2 separate regions of the Homo sapiens genome follow, and region 2 is linked to region 1. Evidence: read pairs that join two places in POLR2A ChIA-PET (ENCODE). Cell type or tissue: OCI-LY7. All regions are shown on one strand. Links, peaks and the distances in the headings refer to the core of each region. The heading gives the core; the rest is flanking DNA.

Evidence for each region. Peaks named below come from ENCODE experiments on the same cell type or tissue, not always from the same donor. Only the 100,000 strongest peaks of a DNase experiment are listed, where the experiment ranks them.
Region 2: POLR2A ChIA-PET joins it to region 1 with 5 read pairs; 4 of 35 experiments call an interaction of 5 or more read pairs at or near these places.

Annotation. Positions count from the first base shown.
Region 1 is chr1:150,786,462-150,789,385 of GRCh38, forward strand. No RefSeq gene overlaps it. Among named protein-coding and RNA genes, the nearest start is that of CTSK, 20 kb to the right of the region's middle. In OCI-LY7, for the core only: no CTCF peak of the experiment used is centred there; a DNase peak (open chromatin) is centred at 1,670.
Region 2 is chr1:150,635,703-150,638,626 of GRCh38, forward strand. LOC112268239 (a long non-coding RNA gene) reads left to right here. Exons shown (of 2, transcript XR_007066603.1): 2 at 1-24. Among named protein-coding and RNA genes, the nearest start is that of ENSA, 7.6 kb to the left of the region's middle. RefSeq lists enhancers at 1-564, 565-1,189, 2,334-2,924. In OCI-LY7, for the core only: no CTCF peak of the experiment used is centred there; no DNase peak of the experiment used is centred there; H3K4me3 peaks cover 325 bases; H3K27ac peaks cover 12 bases.

The sequences.
Region 1 (2,924 bases), core at 282-2,781:
TTATTTCAGCACCTTCATTCCAGTCTGTTGTGGAATCTCATCCTGCACATCACTGCCAAACTGTGCTCCTAAAACACATTTTTATCATGCTGTTTTCTAGAAATGTTTTCTGTTGCCTGCTGCATGAAGTCCTGCGCCCCTGCCTTCCAAGGCTCTTTCCCCATGCTCTGGATCCCTTTCCTGAGCATTTTACTCAATTTGTTTTTGTTTTTGTTTTAAAGAGGGGGTCTCGCTCTGTTGCCCAGGCTGGAGTGCAGTGGCGCGATCTCGGCTCACTGCAAACTCTGCCTCCCTGGTTCAAGCAATTCTCTGCCTCAGCCTCCCGAGTAGCTGGGATTACAGGCACACGCCTCCATGCCAATTTTTTGTAGTTTAGTGGAGATGGGGTTTCACCGTGTTGCCCAGGCTGGTGTTGAACTCCTGAGCTCAGGCAATCTGATGGCTCATGCCTGTAATCCCAGCACTTTGGGAGGCCGAGGCTGGTGGATCACTTGAGGCCAGGAGTTTGAGACCAGTCTGGCCAACATGGTGAAACCACGTTTCTACTAAAAATATAAAAATTAGTGCCTCATCTGTAGTCCCAGCTACTTGGGAGGCTGAGGCACGAGAATCACTTGAATCCAGCAGGCGGAGATTGCAGTGAGCTGAGATCGCACCATTGCACTACAGCCTGGGTGACAGAACAAGACTAGTCTCAAACAACAACAACAACAACAAAAACAAACAAACAAAACCCCAGATTTTGAAAACTCAGCCTCTGATGTAGCCATGCTGGTCCCATGGACCTCCCCAGTTGCCCAATCATTCTTGCCTCCTTTCTAGAATGGCTCTCTCCATTCCTTGGCCTCTTTGTTCTGCAAGATCCACTTCAAGTACTGCCTCCTCAGAGCCTTCTCTAACTACCCCAACTCTTCTTCCCTCTAGCTACACTTGCACGATACAAATTGTACCACGAAATTCTGATTCTGTATTTGTAGCACGTAAGATAGTTTTATCTCACTAGCTAACTTGAAAATACAGGATCTTGTCCTACTCATCTTTGTATTGCACTGTGGCTTAACACATATTTAGATAATAATCAATAAACATTCATTGAATTAACTTTTCCTAATTATAATATTCTACATGGTTTGTCTTCATTTCTGGTTCATCATGACTTGGCAGTGGCTTCTGAGGCTTTAAGCCTTAGGTTTCTCTTTGAATCTCCTCCTGGTATGCAAAAGTCTGTAAACACATACAGTGTTTGAATACATTAGGGGAACATGTCATTAGATAATCTATCCTTGTATCACTTAAGGTATTTTATAAACTTACACATCATCCTGTGACATTCCAAAGCTGTAAACTGGATTTTTGCAAAGCTGTAAATTGCCCTGAAATGGGGCACACTTTTTGCAAATTTATTTCAATAGCGATTGAAAACAAAAAAACAAGGCAAATGTTTTGCACAACAGTTGCACAACAACTAAGTCTTATCCAGAATGCTGCACAACACTAAGTCTTATCGGGAATGCAGACTCCCTTTCATCACAAACGAGGCAACATCTCCTGAATAACGTGGAAAAGGAGAAATGAAAGCAAAATAAGGAAGCTTTGTCCCTGCTTGTTACAGTTGTACCTTTTCAAGCTTTTGAAGTAACCATCTCTTAGCTTCATGCCCCCTGAAAATCAGCTGCTTTAAGTTTCTCTGTCTTATTTAGTCTGTGTGTGTGTGTGTGTGTGAGAGAGAGAGAGAGAGAGACAGTCTTGCTCTGTCGCCCAGGCTGGAGTGCAGTGGTGCAATCTCGGCTCACTGCAACCTCCACCTCCACGTTCAAGCAATTCTCCTGCCTCAGCCTCCTGAGTAGCTGGGATTACAGGCGCGCCATCACGCCTGGCTAATTTTTGTTTTTTGTTTTTTTTTGTAATAGAGACAGGGTTTTGCTATATTGGCCAGGCTGGTCTTGAACTCCTGACCTCAGGCGATCTACCTGCCTCAGCCTCCCAAAGTGCTGGGATTACAGGCGTGAGCCACTGCGCCCTACCCTTATTTAGTCTTAAAGAAAAGGATTTTGAATTTTAGGATGATTCATTCCAATGCTAGTTCTAGTCTCTGTTAATTTACCCAAGTGTGCTAGGAATTTAATAACATACATTATTTTCATAATAAAATAGTTTACTTCTTACTGACCTCACTGTCCAAGAAATGCACAAAGGTGAGGTGAGGAATACCCTTCATGGACTATAGGAGAATATGGGACTAGAAAAGACGATTTTACCATAATGTTGAGTTTCCCCTCAATTAACTTTATGTTAATATTATGCAATAACTTTCTGAAGAAAGAAAACAGAATTCTTGAGTCATTAGGGAAAATAGGAATGTTCTGAATTGAAAATATATATTCTTTCTGATATTCTGTGTAGCTTATCTGCTTGGTGCATTATTTGATCCTAGTAGACATCCCCCATTATCCTACAAGTACTCCTTGTCACCTAGCAATGTGTACTCAAAGAAGGAGCTTAATTTTACCAAGAGAACAAAATAAGACATAATTAGGGAGTACTCTAGAAGCCAGTGATAAGACCCCTCCCCTAACAAATGAATAACAATTGGTGTGACACATTTGATGTGTTACAATTAATTACAAAGTAAGTCACAAGAAATGTATTACTAATAAAAAAGTACCAACAGTTTGAAAGTGACATGTTTAACAATTAGAGCCAATTCAGCAGATTATCCCTATAATAATATTATGTTGATAGATGTGCATTCCAGTATGCTTTCTGGGAGAGAGAAGGGGAGAATTATGGGTAGCTACCAACGACTGATATTATTTTGTGAGCGTGTCCGTGGAAATGTGTCGAAAATGTGAACAACATCTGTCTTCTCTATAGTAATATGGGAAAGTTGAGAATAGCTAAGCTAAAAGGTGTTGGAAGTATAC
Region 2 (2,924 bases), core at 114-2,613, 150 kb before region 1:
CAATAAATACTGAGGGAACTCAGAGACTGGTGCCGGTGCGGGTCCACTGTATGCTGAGCGCCACTTCCCTAAGCCCACTTTTCTTTCTCTATACTTTGTCTCTGTGTCTCCTTCTTTTCTTAAGTCTCTCATTCCACCTGACAAGAAATGCCCACAAGTGTGGAGGGGCAGGCCACCCCTTCACTCAGCCTCCTGAGTAGCTGGGATTGCAGGTGCGCGCCACCATGTCTGGCTAATTTTTGTGTTTTTAGTAGAGGCGGGGTTTCACCCTGTTGGCCAGGTTGGTCTTGAACTCCTGACCTCAGGTGATCCACCCATCTGGGCCTCCCAAAGTTCTGAGATTACAGGCATGAGTCACCGTGCCCAGCCCATTTATCCTTGATATAGCTAAATTACTGAGCATTAGGAAGGGTGGAACTTTCAGCCTGTAAAATATGAGTGAGGTTTCACAAAAACTAGCACAATGTCTGGGGCCCAGATTATTCTATTTGTGACTGGGCGGGAAGAGGTATATATATAGTAATTTTTGTATTTTTAGTAGAGACGGGGTTTCACCATGTTGGCCAGGCTGGTCTTGAACTCCTGACGTTAAGTGATCCATCTGCCTCCCAAAGTGCTGGGATTACAGGTGTGAGCCACCACTTTGGGCCATAGATCGGGTGATTGGGGGAAGACCTGAGGTATCTGAGCAGAAATCTGGTTGGGGAGTGAGCCAACAGTTATCTGGAGGGAAACTGGTTCAGGCAGAGGGAAGAGCAAATCCAAAGCTCCTAAAGCAAAAGCATATTTTTGGTGTATTTGAGAAACAGCAAGAAGGTCAATGTAGCTAAGAGCCGGAATAAGAGAAGAGATGCAGGCAGGGATGAGATTGTTTTTGGCTTCTTAGGTCATGGTAAGAACTTGGATTTTATTTTTTGTGTAATGGGCACCCATCAGATGGTGTTGAGGAGGGGACTGACACAAAATCATTTAGGTATTAAACTGATCCTTCCGCTGCTCCATGGGGACCCAGAGTGGAAGTAGTAGCAGGAAACCAATTAGGCTTTTACAATAGTTCAGGTAAGAGATGACAGTGACTTGGACTAGGGTGTAGTAGCTATGGAGATGGTTGAAAATGGCTAGATGTGGGATCTATTTTAAAGGTACCACCAACAGCATTTGCAGACTCAAGGATGATTTCAAAGTTTTGGGTCTGAGCAACTAGGTGAATGATAACATTGTTTACTGAGACGGGGAGGCCTTAAGTAGAAGGTTTAGGAGGGAAAATATAGATTTTGCTATGGACACATTATATTCTATACAGACATAATTTAAAATAGTTACCAGGTCCATCAATTGATGGATAAACTATGGTATATCCATACATTGGAATATTATTTGTTAATAAAAATAAATGGTCAGGCGCAGTACCTTAAGCCTGTAATCCCAGCACTTCAGGAGGCTGAGGCGGGTGGAGTGCAGTGGCACGATCTCAGCTCACTGCAACCTCTGCCTCCCAGGTTCAAGCCATTCTCCTGCCTCAGCCTCCGGAGTAGCTGGGATTACAGGCGCCCGCCACCACGTCCGGCTACTTTTTGTATTTTTAGTAGAGATGGGGTATCACCATATGGGCCAGGCTGGTCTTGAACTCCTGACCTTAGGCGATTCACCCGCCTCGGCCTCCCAAAGTGCTGGGATTACAGGCGTGAGCCACTGCACCTGACCACTATTCACTTTAAATGGGTATACTGTATGGTATGTGAATTATAATCGCAATGAATCTATTCTAAAAATATAGTTATTGAAAATATATAATTATAAAAAGCATTATGAAGCTATTCCCCCCCACACCAGAAGCTATTTTAATAAAAGATTTTAACCTACTAGAAATAAAAGGAAAATTAAGTAGTCAAGAGTTCTAATCCTTCTCTGTTAACCACAGGAAACCTGGCTGTTTGGACTGGGTGTCTGTGTCAACAGACCACCACCAACCTGGAACAGTATTTGCTAATAACAAGCAAAGTATTCCTGAGTAATAATAGCTTCTTGATTGTTGGACTCCCATAAAGCAGTCATTATTAAGCTTTTTAACTTTTTTTTTGTTGGGGTGGGGGTGGTGTGCGTAAAGTATTGCATTATGTTTACTTTAGTATATATTGCCACCAGTTTTTCCAAATCTGATCTTTGAGAATCTGGTATAAACTATGGTTCTTCTGTCCCCCAAATGTGCTTAAGCACAAATACATACATGCAATATTATACGTATTTTAGGATGTACATAGATCCCCTGAAACCAACCAATGCAGCTCAGTTTCTATAAAATTAAAGCAAGGTCACAGGAATTAACAGTGGCTTTTATTTATCCAGACTTCTGCTCAGCACAATCATATGCTCATAAATATATGACTTGACAGTTCCAAAGACCTGCAGTATGGCTGGTTGGGGTATAAATTGGTACAACATACTTTGGAAAGCTGGTGGCAATATATACTAAAGCTGTACATAATCCAAAACCCATGACCTTGCAATCCCTCTCCTAGGTATATATACCCGATTGAAATGCATTCTTTGCGATGCGGGTAAAGAGGGGATGGTTAATGGGTACACAAAATATAGAAAGAAAAGTAAGATCTAGTATTTGCTATCACAACAGGGTGACTATAGTAAAAAATAATTGTTCATTAAAAAATAACTAAAAGAGAGGCCAGGTGCGGTGGCTCATGCCTGTAATCCCAACACTTTGGGAGGCCGAGATGGGTGGATTGCCTAAGGTCAGGAGTTCGAGACCAGCCTGACAAACACGGTGAAACCCTGTCTCTATTAAAAATACAAAAACTAGCCAGGCATGGTGGCAGGTGCCTGTAATCCTAGCTACTCGGGATGCTGAGTGTGGAGAATCGCTTGAACCTGGGAGGCAGAGGTTGCAGTAAGCCAAGGTTGCGTCA